Linked DNA regions of Mus musculus: region 1 is linked to region 2. Evidence: chromatin loops called from intact Hi-C (ENCODE). Cell type or tissue: heart. All regions are shown on one strand. Links, peaks and the distances in the headings refer to the core of each region. The heading gives the core; the rest is flanking DNA.

The links. A loop is a pair of places that touch in the nucleus more often than their neighbours do. Peaks named below come from ENCODE experiments on the same cell type or tissue, not always from the same donor. Only the 100,000 strongest peaks of a DNase experiment are listed, where the experiment ranks them.
Region 1: it touches region 2 in a loop (10-fold over the local background); 8 of 42 quality-filtered maps call a loop at or near these places.

Annotation. Positions count from the first base shown.
Region 1 is chr5:105,144,156-105,150,256 of GRCm38, reverse strand. No RefSeq gene overlaps it. Among named protein-coding and RNA genes, the nearest start is that of Gbp4, 7.6 kb to the right of the region's middle. In heart, for the core only: no CTCF peak of the experiment used is centred there; DNase peaks (open chromatin) are centred at 3,616 and 4,266.
Region 2 is chr5:105,291,089-105,297,189 of GRCm38, reverse strand. Gbp6 (guanylate binding protein 6) reads left to right here and starts at 3,491. Exons shown (of 11, transcript NM_194336.2): 1 at 3,491-3,564. In heart, for the core only: no CTCF peak of the experiment used is centred there; DNase peaks (open chromatin) are centred at 3,199 and 3,769; H3K27ac peaks cover 890 bases.

The DNA of each region.
Region 1 (6,101 bases), core at 794-5,793, 150 kb after region 2:
TTCTGTTCTTACATCTTCACTAGCACAAGGCTCAGGATGGGGACTCGAGGACACAGAGATTTGTGAGCCTTCTTTATAAATGATATTTCTGGGCTGGTGAGATGGCTCAGTGGGCAAGAGTACCCCACTGCTCTTCCAAAGGTCCAGAGTTCAAATCCCAGCAACCACATGGTGGCTCACAACCATCCGTAACGAGATCTGATGCCCTCTTCTGGTGTGTCTGAAGACAGCTACAGAGTACATACATATAAAAAATAAATAAATCTTTAAAAAAATAAATAAATGATATTTCTGTGTGGTACTGTGCACTGAATATTGTAACACATTATTCAGTACTCTGGTTTCTTTCTATACAGAAGTAGGTATTTGATAATATTCATGTCTTGGTAACTTATTAGTACTGTATTAAGATACCATGACCAAGGCAATGTACAGAAGAAATTATTTATTGGAGGGTTATGGTTTCAGAGGGTGATTCTATGATGATGATGGCAGGGAACATGCACACAGGTGAGCAGGCATGTCCTGAAGCAGTAGCTGAGGTCTTACTTACCTCTGATCCACAAGTACAAGGCAGAGAGAAAGAGCTATAGAGTAATGGGAGTCTTTGAAACCTCAAAGGCCACCCCAGTGACACCAACTCCATCAAGGACACACCCCTAATTCTTCCCAACCAGTTCTACCAACTGGGAATCAAGAACTCAAATTCATTAGCTTAAGGACTAAATCACCACAATTGGTATATCATATTGAAATGTGTGTTCATGCTTAGAACATGTGATATATGTTGCTGGCATCATGTATCTCCACATGGATGAAGGACCCCATATTTGATTAAATAGCATTAACTAAAAAAAATATCAGAACACTTTTTTTCTTCAGTAAGTCACATAAGTGATTTCTTTTGACAAATTATTAAAATTTGCTTTTTATTCTTTATAGATGTGGACTTTTCCTTGTAATGCCTTTGGAGTCCCAGAGGGCTTCAGATGTTCTGGAATTGGAATTAGAGATGGTTGTAAGCCTCCATGTGTGTGCTGGGGACAGAACCCATGTCCTCTGCCAGACACAGTGCTTTTAACCTTTGACCATCTCTGTACCTCTCATACAGAAGTTATTTCTTAAGAAGACCACTGGGAGTTCTAACCAAGCCAAAGGAAGTGCCAATTTACAAGGTCCTGAAAATATTCATATGCTTCATGACTTTAAAACAAAACAGTGTGGCTTAGCCTGCCAACTCTGTCTTTACCTCCCAAATTTCATATTAATGTGGAAGTGGTTTTTTGGATTTTTTTGTGGACAACTTTGATGATTTAAGAAAGTAGATAATTTATTTTCTATCAGTTTATTTGTTCTCTAAGAATTTCATACAATCAATTATGATTCCATTTCCACCAACCTTCCCTTTTTCCCCACACACCCAACTTCCTACCTTTTCTTGCAAACCCATGAAGGACAGATTTTGCTGCCCTTATAGTCCAGGGTGTAAAAAATTTCTAGAGGGTGGTTATACCACCAGAGGCTGCAACATTAAAGATTAAAAATCTGACTCTTTTCCCCAGTAACTATGACTCCTTAGCTAGGGTGAAACTGTGTGTCCCTACTTCCTCTCCATCCTGGATTTTTTCTGGCCTAGACCAACAGAGGTGATAACCTATGTTTAATGTTAGACCCCCACGGAAGAGTGCAATGAAGCTTAAAGCTGAACATGCAGGCTCTGACAATCAGAATAAGTACTGCTATGCATGTTTTCATGTCTTTTGGTGCTAGGATTAAAAATCCCACAAACAGGATAAATGTAAAAATAACAGAAAATTGTTTCTTAGCTTTGGACCTCGGGACTTCAAAATCAGAGTGCCAGCATGCTGGTATCTGGGGAGCTGTCATTTAGGTCAATGAGCACTGACTTATGGTGTCTCCTCACATTATGGGAGGGCCCGTGAGTTGTCTGAGGAGATTTTGTAAGAACAGCAATTCCAGCCACATGACCTCTGCACCTGCCACTGAAACATGTCATGAAAGGCTCCACATCCTGTGGAGTTGAGTCCAAGGACAGAATTTTTGAGGAAGTCAAAGGTTTACTCCATTTCAGTGAGTGTTTGTGATCTTAGACTCAAATTCAGAGCCATGGATCTTACTGAGTTGGAGCTTTGATATTTACCTATCTTTTCACAAAATTCACAAAGGTCTGTGAACTCAGGTGACAACCTAGGTGGATGCCATCAACAGTGGAGTAGTTTCAATGGAAAAGTTAATTCTATCACAGAAGTGGTAGAAATACTATCACTATTGTTAGTCCAGGACATATGGAAGGGTACAGGGAGTGCCACTTCTAGCTAAGGAGTCAGAGGTATTGGTGGGGGTGGAGTTGGGGGGGGGTGGAGTCAGGTTTTCATCTTTTAATGTTGCAGCCCCTGGTAGGATGACCACCCTCCAGTGTGAATGTTATACTCCCAAGACTGTATGGTTTTCACAGACTGTACTTAGTGACTTGTCTGGTGACAGCTCTGGTCCTTCATGAGAACTCAGTAGCTGTGCAGAAGGCAGCTGACCACTACAGTGAGCAGAAGGCCCAGTGACTGAGGCTCCCCTCAGACATGCTCCAGAGGCTGCTGATGGTCACACAGCCTGTGAGAAGGAAGTCATTACTGTCTTCTTAGTTGTGAATGAGCCACATTTTTTGATACTTGGCTTATTCCAAATCTTTTTTTTTTTTTAAAGATTTATTTATTGATTATATGTAAGTACACTGTAGCTGTCTTCAGACACTCCAGAAGAGGGCATCAGATTTCATTAGGGATGGTTGTGAGCCACCATGTGGTTGCTGGGATTTGAACTCTGGACCTTCGGAAGAGCAGTCGGGTGCTCTTACCCACTGAGCCATCTCACCAGCCCTTATTCCAAATCTTAATATACACTAGAATATGCTTCTCACAAGTGGTAGTCAAACGGACTTTTCTACTGATTTCTTTGAAAGTTCCTTTCTGTTTTTTTTTTCCATTTGGTCACATGTCTATACATTTTCCTTGTAGGAATCAGTAGTAGATAAGGAGGTGATTTGTACAGAAGAATAGAGAGACATCTGTGATCACTGAGGGAGAGCTGGTCAGCTACAGTGGCTCTCAGAGAGAATTCAGCCCAGATGGCTTCAGTGTCTGGAGGTCATGAGGGAGAAGACTGAGCATAACTATTGGAGGCTCTTCAAGAAAGGAGTGAAGGTAAAGAGTTGGGAGCATGGGGGAGGAGTGAGGGTGAAGAGTAGGGAGCACAGAAGCTATGAGGTGAGCATGAGATGTCTGATGCTGTTGGCATACTACAGTGTTGGAAGCCGACCCACCGTTCACATGAAACGGGGTACACTTGGGAGGCAAGCCAGGGATGAAAAAGAGGGGAAACTAGGTGGTGGAGAGAAAAATGGAGCCAAGACAAGGTTCCTGAGAAAGGCTCAAATGTTTAATGGCAAATGGGCTTATAAGTGGGGGGGGGGGGTGGGCATTTCCACCAATTCATTCTTGGAGCCTGGAACCAGCTGCCAGTGACTAAGTGCAGGATAGGGTGTAGTCTCCTGAATAGCTCAGCAGCCTCCCAGGAGGTAGCAGTATCTTGAAGAGGAAAAGTGACATTGGCTGAACAACAGAGTGATCTAGGGAGGAAGGCTCCACCCTAGGTAATCTCCTTAGTGGCAACAATGTCAAGGTCTGGCTCAGCCTGCTTCAGGATGGGGGGAGGTTAGACTACAGCCCTTGAAAAACCCAAGGAAACAAGGCACCTTAGCCTCTTTTCAGTGTTGGGCACAAAACTCAGGGACCTGCAATGATGGCCTATTACACCACTCCCGATCATGTATGTGCATATGTGTATATATGTGCATGTGTGGGTGTGCCTGTTTATGCACTGTCATGTATGATCTTGTGTGTGCATCTGTGTATGTTTGCATGCGTTTGTGTGTATGTGCTTCTGTGACCAGCAGGCCTCTCTACATGCAGTTGAAGTATAGAAAGTCTTTCTGTCTCTGTTTCTTTCTTGCTGACTCTGTCTCTATGTCTGTGTGCATGCTGTGTGCACACACGTTTGTATAAATGCGTACATGTTCATGTGTGCCACACTGTGGTGGAGGTCCTTGCTCTCCATGCTGTGTGAGGCAGGGTACCTCTTTTGTTTAGCAGCATTTTTCTGCCTCTGTCATGTGTCATGAAATCAATCGTGAGTCTGGGGGTTTGACCAATGAGGATTCACCCTCCAAACTGAATGCACTTCCAGCTTAGCAGAGTTGCTGGGCAGCCAGAGAGACAACCCTGACACAGCTCAGCCCCTGAAAGGCATTTCCTGGAACATGATTCTCATGGAAACTGAAAGCAACCGAGCTCTTCTGTAACTGAGGCATTTCTAGGAACTCAGTTGCTTTGTGTCAGAAAAACAGGAAAGTGATTTTTTTAAACGATGTATCCAACTACAAAATTAAAGTACAAAGACAATTAAGCTACTTAATCCTGTATTTTTCATATTTTTAAAAAAGTCTTTCTCTTTCTCTTTCTCTTTTCTGTCTCTCAGTTTCTTTCTTCCTGACTCTGTCTCTATGTGTGTGTGCATGCTGTGTGCACACACATTTGTATGAATGAGTGCATGTTCATGTGAGGCTCTCTGTGGTGGAGGTCCTTGCTCTCCATGCTGTGTGAGGCAGGGCACCTCTTTTGTTTCTCAGTATTTTTCTGCCTCTATCACGTGCCTTGCCACACTAGCACTGAGGTTGCATATGCACCCTGCAGCACATGGCCTCACATGGGGATCTAATCTCAGGTCCTCAGGCTTGAATGGCCAGGGATCTACAAACTAAGCCATGTGTCCACACCCCGGGCACTTCTGCAGAGTGCTTGTAGACACTGCATTTTACACTGTCATACCTATGTGTCACATCTAGAAAGGCTTCCTGGCATGGGTGGTGGTTTTGGTTGAAAACTTCACTGAAGTCTCATAACTGTCATTGTGACTCTTCAGTGTCTGCTGTCTCCCTGACCTCCACAGTTAAAGCCTCCCACAGTGCTTCCAAAGTCAGTGTGGCTGTGTGATTTTCAGCTGTCTATGTTTGCGCACAGTCTTCCTGTTATCTGTCAGAGAATAGCTACTGAGAAAACATAGTAAAAAGGCAAAAGGAGAAGTTTATTATTTTAAGACACAATGAAAATTCTTGATAAAAATGTTTGTAAAAAGATTTATAAAATCTCTCGACATACCTTCAGAGCAGGGCAGGGGCATAAATGAGAGTATGTATACCAGAAGAAACCTGAACAATTAAAGAATGACACCAAAGTTTTCATGGTCAACAAGAGTGGGAGAATAAGATAAAGGAGAGGGTGAAGCCAATTTTAAGGGGTTGAGAGCCTGTGGGTTCCCTCAATTGTGACAGTCAGAGTCTTTTAAAAAATTGCACTCCAGATTTTCAGTGAGATCCCCACACTTTTCTTTGAGTTTTGGGGTCTCCCATTTGGAAGTGAAGTTCCCACAAAGTAATGAACCCAGTTCTGTGTCAGGTGAAGCCACTGTTCCCAAGCCCAGGGCCACACTCCCTAGCACAGCATCTTTTCTGCTGCAGCAGGCTCCAAATCTGGACCCCGCAGCTTCTGAGTCAGCCTTTGAGCTCACTGGAGCACCACAAGAAAATGGAGGAGCCCACTATTTGCCTTTGCTTTTGGTGGACATGTACTTTGAGACTGCATGTTCAAGTCAGAACAGATGTGGACTCAGTAGATGAGAGAGTCCTTGGGAAACAGGTCTGTTAGTGTAGCTCTGAGATCAACATTGCAGGAAGGGGAGTGCAAGCCCATCACAGGGATACTAACTCTGCTTGGAACTGGCTGTGTACAGGAGCTGAAATTGCCTGTTGGGAAAAAGTGCTTTGCTGGTGTCCTTCTGTTCTCACCGAGGTAGGTCCCTGGAAGCAAATTAGAATAGGAAAAGAGAGGAAAAAAAAGAAAAGAAAAGAGAAGAGAAGAGAAGAGAAGAGAAGAGAAGAGAAGAGAAGAGAAGAGAAGAGAAGAAAAGGCACCACAATACACAGACACACACACACACACAGCACATCAACCCATAAAAACATAAACAAA
Region 2 (6,101 bases), core at 675-5,674:
CCCATCTCCCTAGCCACAAGGCAAGCCTGGAGTGTGAGGAGAGATAGATTCGGCAAGCCTGGAAAGTCAGAGCTGGCCTTTGTGCCTCAGCTGCTGTTCATGTTTCTTGGTAGATAAAGGGACTTTTTCTAAGACTCCATATCTGCTTATTCCTTAACATCTTCCTGGAAAAGGCCAAACATGTTCCCCTGATAAGGAGTAGGACAAGGGTGAAATAATTTCATGCATTAACTATTAAACTTTTAGTGGTGTGATGTTGTTGCTTGTGTCCTGGACTACCCACTGCTGGATCCTATCTGCTCTTGGGGGGTAGGAGGTGAGATGGCATGGGCGTCAACAACACAGACTCCAGGAGCAAGTGAGAAACTGCACAAGCTTTTTTAATACCTTCCTCCTGAGCCACATTGGTCCCAAGCAAGCATCTCTTCTACACAGCAGCTCCCAATTGGCTGGCATTGTCTGCACCAGCAATCCTTGGCCCCTCAGGCAGTCTTCAATTAGGTCCTCCTGTAGGAGATGCTTTTGTGATTGTTTGAGGCTCCCAGCATTACACAGAGGTGGCCCAGGTTTCCCGCTACAGTGTGATATGCTATTTTTAAAAGAAACATTAAACCTGACTTTCCATGCTTAGTATTTGCCCATCCCTCTTTTGCTGGTTCGGTTATTACTTATGGCTCCTACTGCCTCCATCTTGTCTCCCTCATCAGCTTAGTTATCAAGGGAATAGTGGATTCCAGACCCCTCCTTCATTGCTACTGTTCTGCTTTTCAGGTTGTTGTTTAATCTGCAGTGCAGTTTCACAGCAGAGGCATCCACACAGCATCTTTGTATACAATACCATGGGCATAACTGGTCAGAGGGCTATTCAGCTATGACGCTAATTCTAATTGGCCAGGAGACTGTACACCTACTACGTGTCGTTTTGTGGTCCAGGATGGCACCACACTAAGGAGAGCAAGCAGCTTGTGTGTCTATGACACCTTGTGGATTCATAAAAATTCAAATTAAGGGCCTAAGGAGATGCCTTATTCCGTGAAGGGTCTGTTATGCAAGCATGGGGATGTTAATTTGGATCTGCAGTGAAAAGCTGGGTATGGCAGTGTGTGCCTGTAATCCCAAGGCTGGGGTGGGGTCAGAGACAGCAAGGCCCTGAGGCTCAGCAATCAGCTAGTATGGCAAAGCAGAGAGGTCCTGATTCTGTGAGAGGCACTGTTTCAAAACCTCAGCAAATATGTACATTGGCACGCCTGTGCTTGAGCACACACACACGTGCACACACAAATACACACACACACAGCGTCTCTCTCTCTCTTTCAATATAATAGAGGCAGCCTCCCTCCTGCTGTTCCTTGCAATCCTGTCTCAGCAGTGCCACTCAACTGACAGAAGTTGGACACATCCCTGCTTTGCTCCAGACCAGGGACTCCTCTGGCCTTCTTGGAATTCAAGAACCTGCTGACATGAACTTCTTCCCAGTCCTGGTGTGGACTCTGTGAGCGTTCTACCTGGGCCTGCAGATGGGTGGCCGTGCTGACACATCAGATGAATAGCCAGAGTTCACTGAAGTTGAAACAAGGTAAGAGTTTATCTCCATGCCACTGACCTGCTCCTTTGTCCCTTCATCACTCTGAGCTCTGCACCTAATGTCTAGGAGAATAAATTAAGGACCTTGAAGCTAGGTGCCTGGATATGGCCCAGTCTGATGAGTTAGAATGCCGGGTCTAGTCTCTACAGCACACTAGGCCAAGGCAGTTCCATGTGGAAGAGGTTTTATTGTAAGGGAGAGACAAGGTAGTGGCAGAAAGAGAAGGGTGAGAGAGAGTGAGGAAGGGGCGTTCTCCTCATTTATATGGAAAATGATGTAACACAGGTGAGTCAAGTGGATGTTGGGAATATGGTGCCTGTTGTCTTGGCAACCAGTCAGAAGGTAGCAGGTCATGCTGTCGCCTATGTGATGTCACAGGTTTGGGATGTCCTGATGCCAACACCGCCTCTAAGGGGTACTCCCTTGTTTAATCCTTCCTGTGAAATCACAATGGATCACTCTACAGCTCCCCCCTGCTTTGTGTTTCATCCTTTACAAATGGTGTTCAATCTCCCATCAGGGACAAAGTTCAGACCCCAGTCTGCCTCCCTAAGGGCTCAGAAATTAAAGCTTTCATTTTTCAGCTTCCATCTCTGAAGTTTTCTTAGCTTCTATATTGAACACAACTCCTACTTACTATTCTTTAATTGCTTCTTTTAAAATCAGGTTTTAAAATTGACTGTTGTGTTTTATGAAAAGAAAAAGAAGTCAGGTATATGTTTGGTGGCTGTCTGGTGTCTTAGTTAGGGTTTTACTGCTGTGAACAGACACCATGACCAAGGCAAGTCTTATAAAAAAACAACATTTAATTGGGGCTGGGTTACAGGTTCAGAGGTTCAGTCCATTATCATCAAGGTGGGAGCATGGCAGCATCCAGGCAGGCGTGGCACAGGCAGAGATGAGAGTTCTATGTCTTCATCCAAAGGCTGCTAGTGGAAGACTGACTTCCAGGCAACTAGAGTGAGGATCTTAAGCCCACAACCACAGTGACACACCTATTCCAACCAGGTCACACCTATTCCAACAAGGCCACATCTCCAAATGGTGCCACCCTCTGGTCCAAGAATATACAAACGTCATACCTGGTATGTTGAGGTGAAAAGGGGTACCTCTGAGGGCCAGTGTTGAAGCATTACCTTCTTCCTGAGGTACCAGCCACACAATTGTATAGTATAGAATACAGTTTATTTAAGACATGGAGAGGGGAGTTGAGGGGTTAGTAGAGACAAAGAAAGAGGGATAGAGAGGGGAGGAAGGAGGAGGAGGGACAGAGAAGAAAGAGGGTAAAAAAGGAAGAGAGGACAATTGAGCAAGAGAGGGGGGTATGTGAGGGTACAAGCAGCCCCTTTTATAGTGAGTCATGCCCACCTGGCTGTTGCCAGGTAATTGTGGGGCAGCCCAGAAGAAATGGCAACAGGGATGGTTCCTGCTTTAGAAAACACATGTTTAAAACATTAAACATGTTTGATCAGAAAGCACTGGGAATTTCCCCTGAGAGAAGCACACTTGCAATACTCCCGGATTTTGTAATTTCCACTGATGGCTGCCTGGGTTTTACTGTGCTTTATCTGTGCCAAGAAGGCTGGAGGAAACTGGAAATGGGTTCCAAGGAAAGAGAAGGTAAACAGATTCCACAGTGGAGGCCTGCTGTCCCTTGGCTGCAACAGAGTATCACACTGGCTTTTCGGGATAGACAGGAACCTCTGACCTCCCTTTCCAGTCTTGGCCAAGTTAACATGGCCTATTTTATTTTACTTTCAGTTTTGTTTCTGCTGCAGCATGTGATTTCTTTTAACTCCTTCTCTCTCTCTCTCTCTCTCTCTCTCTCTCTCTCTCTCTCTCTCTCTCTCTCTGTGTGTGTGTGTGTGGTCAGCTTACATAAAAGAGGAGCAAAGAGAGCAGGAGGGAGGAGAGCAGAAGGGAGCCTGAGGAGGCAGCAGCAGCTGAGAACTGCACTTGGACCTGTGCTGTGGGACCAGGTATATTTACTTTTCCTTTCTTTAAGGAGCAACTTAGTCTGGACCTCAGCTTGATTTCCAAGTCAAAGGGGCAACTGAGGGAGGGGGAAGGGAGGCAGATTATGAGCTCTCTGGTCTGCAGGGGGCTGTGGCTGGCTTTAGGTCTAGGAGGTCAGTTTCTTTCCTCTGATAAAGGACAGATACAAAGTGGCAGCCTGACACTGCTGGCTGCCCTGCTCTGTTAGACAAACTATGGGAAGAGCCCTGGTCCTGCCTCAGCTGGGACCACAACAGCTCCTGCCCTGGTTCACAGGCAACTGTAGGCAGAGGAAAGTCTCTGTGGAGGAACCGTGTGAGGAAAACTCAGCACAAGAGCTTGGCAAACATCTATCTGGAAATAACTTAGTTCCTACCTCACTGACTTTGAATTAAGTGTAAGAAGATAATCCAGTTCTATATTGATGTTTATGTTGTATGTGAGATGTAGAGATTACGTAGTGCTATGTGCATTTTGTTTGGGCTGCTAGTCTTATTTCATACATGGAACTAAGCTGCAGAGAGCCTGGTTTCTGGAGTTAAGTGACGTCACCTGTATCTAACTTCTGGAGATTCTGCACATTCTCCTTCCTTGGCATAATGTCCTCATGCTCATCTGGGACTGAGGGCAGGGCAGGGGAGGCAGGTTATGTGTTGTCTGACCTGTAGGAGTCTGTGTCTAGCCTAAGTCTATTAAGGTCTACAAAGTTGTGTACAGTAGTTAATTTTATTCCCTTCTTTGGCTGAATAATATTCTATTGTGCACATTGTCAGACTGTGTTAATGTATGCATCTGTTGGTGATCTGTTGGTGGGAGTCTGGGCTGTCTCCACAATGTGGGTATTGTGAACACAGCTGCCATGATCACTACAGCTCAAAGGTCCATCCAAGTCCTTCTTTGCTATTTTGTTTGTGTTGTAATCAAAGAAGAGCTGTTAGATCAGACATAAGTATTGATTTTCTCAAAAGCGAGGACTGTTTCCCATGAGGTAATATTCTGTATTCTTAGCCACAGAGTACAGACACCTGAGTTGTCTAAATTCTGGGTTACATGGATTTGTTTTTGCTTTGTGTGGTAGCTGTCCTTGTGTGTATGGTTTGATTGGCACTTCCTCAATATTTGTCAAAGACATGTTATAAGAAACAATGGGTCTATAGAATTGTTGTGCAACAAAAACAAGTAGTTCTTAAAAATAACAGCATTCATGCTTAAACTGTAAACATCAGCAAAACTAAGTAAACAATTTCAAATAAATATGTATGTTAACCCAAAGCAAGCTTCAGCCTCAGTAAGCTCTAAGAAGCCAAATCACACATGATCATGTGACTCTAGACTCTTACACCATGTCCCTCAGCATGGCAAAACAGAAATAGTGTAACGGAAAGTTTCTTCATTTTGCATCCATGTTTCCCTAATAAAACCTGATTGCCATTCTGTCCTGGGAACAGAGACACTTCACCTTTCACTCTGGTACATCCCAATTTGGACATTACATCTTTTTCAAGTAAGTTTATTTAAAAATTTTATAGTTTTCTCATACAAGGTGATTTGCAATATTGAGTACTATCTTGTGTGCTCATGGACATTTGTAAGCCTTCTCTGAAGAAATTTCAACCCAGTGCTTTTCTCAGTTTAGAACTGAGGTGTCTGTGATGAATTGTAGAGCCACTTTGTTTCAGATAGTAACCCTTTATCACACATGTGATTTACTACAGGTCTTCGTCACCCATTCTTGGGTTGCCTTTTTACACGCTGTATAGAATGCTCTGGTGCACGAATTTCTTAACTTTACAGAGTGGATTTTTTTCTATTTATTTGCTCATGTTGAGATTTTGTTTTCATGTTCAAGAAATAATCCCTACTTGAAACACAAGTTAGGTAAGACTGAAACCAGGTTAGCCCCAGGTTAGCCTGCTGTAGTTAAGGTCTGCATTGCTTCCTGCAGTCAGAACCTGTGTCAGGTGGGGTGCAGGTAGGCAGTAAAAAGTCAAACAAGGACTCATGTAAGTCCCACCCTTTAGTCAGCTGCACATCTCAGTGTTCATGTAATTCATGGGAACTGTTCACAGTTTCTACATATTTTTAGCCATCTTAAAATCTATTCATGGAGATACCAAGGGCCTAGAGCTCACGAGGCTGCCATTTTGCTGTGCTATTCTGGTTTTGGCAACTTGCTTTTCTCATTAGCAGCATGGTAGAATAATCCATAACATGTAAGGACTTTAAGGTTTTTGAGGTCACATACTAAGGGTGCTCATTACAGGGCTTAGCATATAGCATGCAGTGACCTTGCTTAAGGCCATTATTTTTTGGATTTTATTCCACTGAAGCAAAACTTTATAGATGAGAGCAGCCCATGTGTTATTAAAGCTTCTTTAGAACTTTGAAGAATAATGAAGAAAGAGAAGCAGGCCCTCTGTACTGCAGATTCGAGGTTACATGCTGCCATTTGAGGCTATGCGCTGCCAACAGGAAACCTACAAAGGTCACCAACTGGTCTTAGCTGCTGAGCCATTGGGTG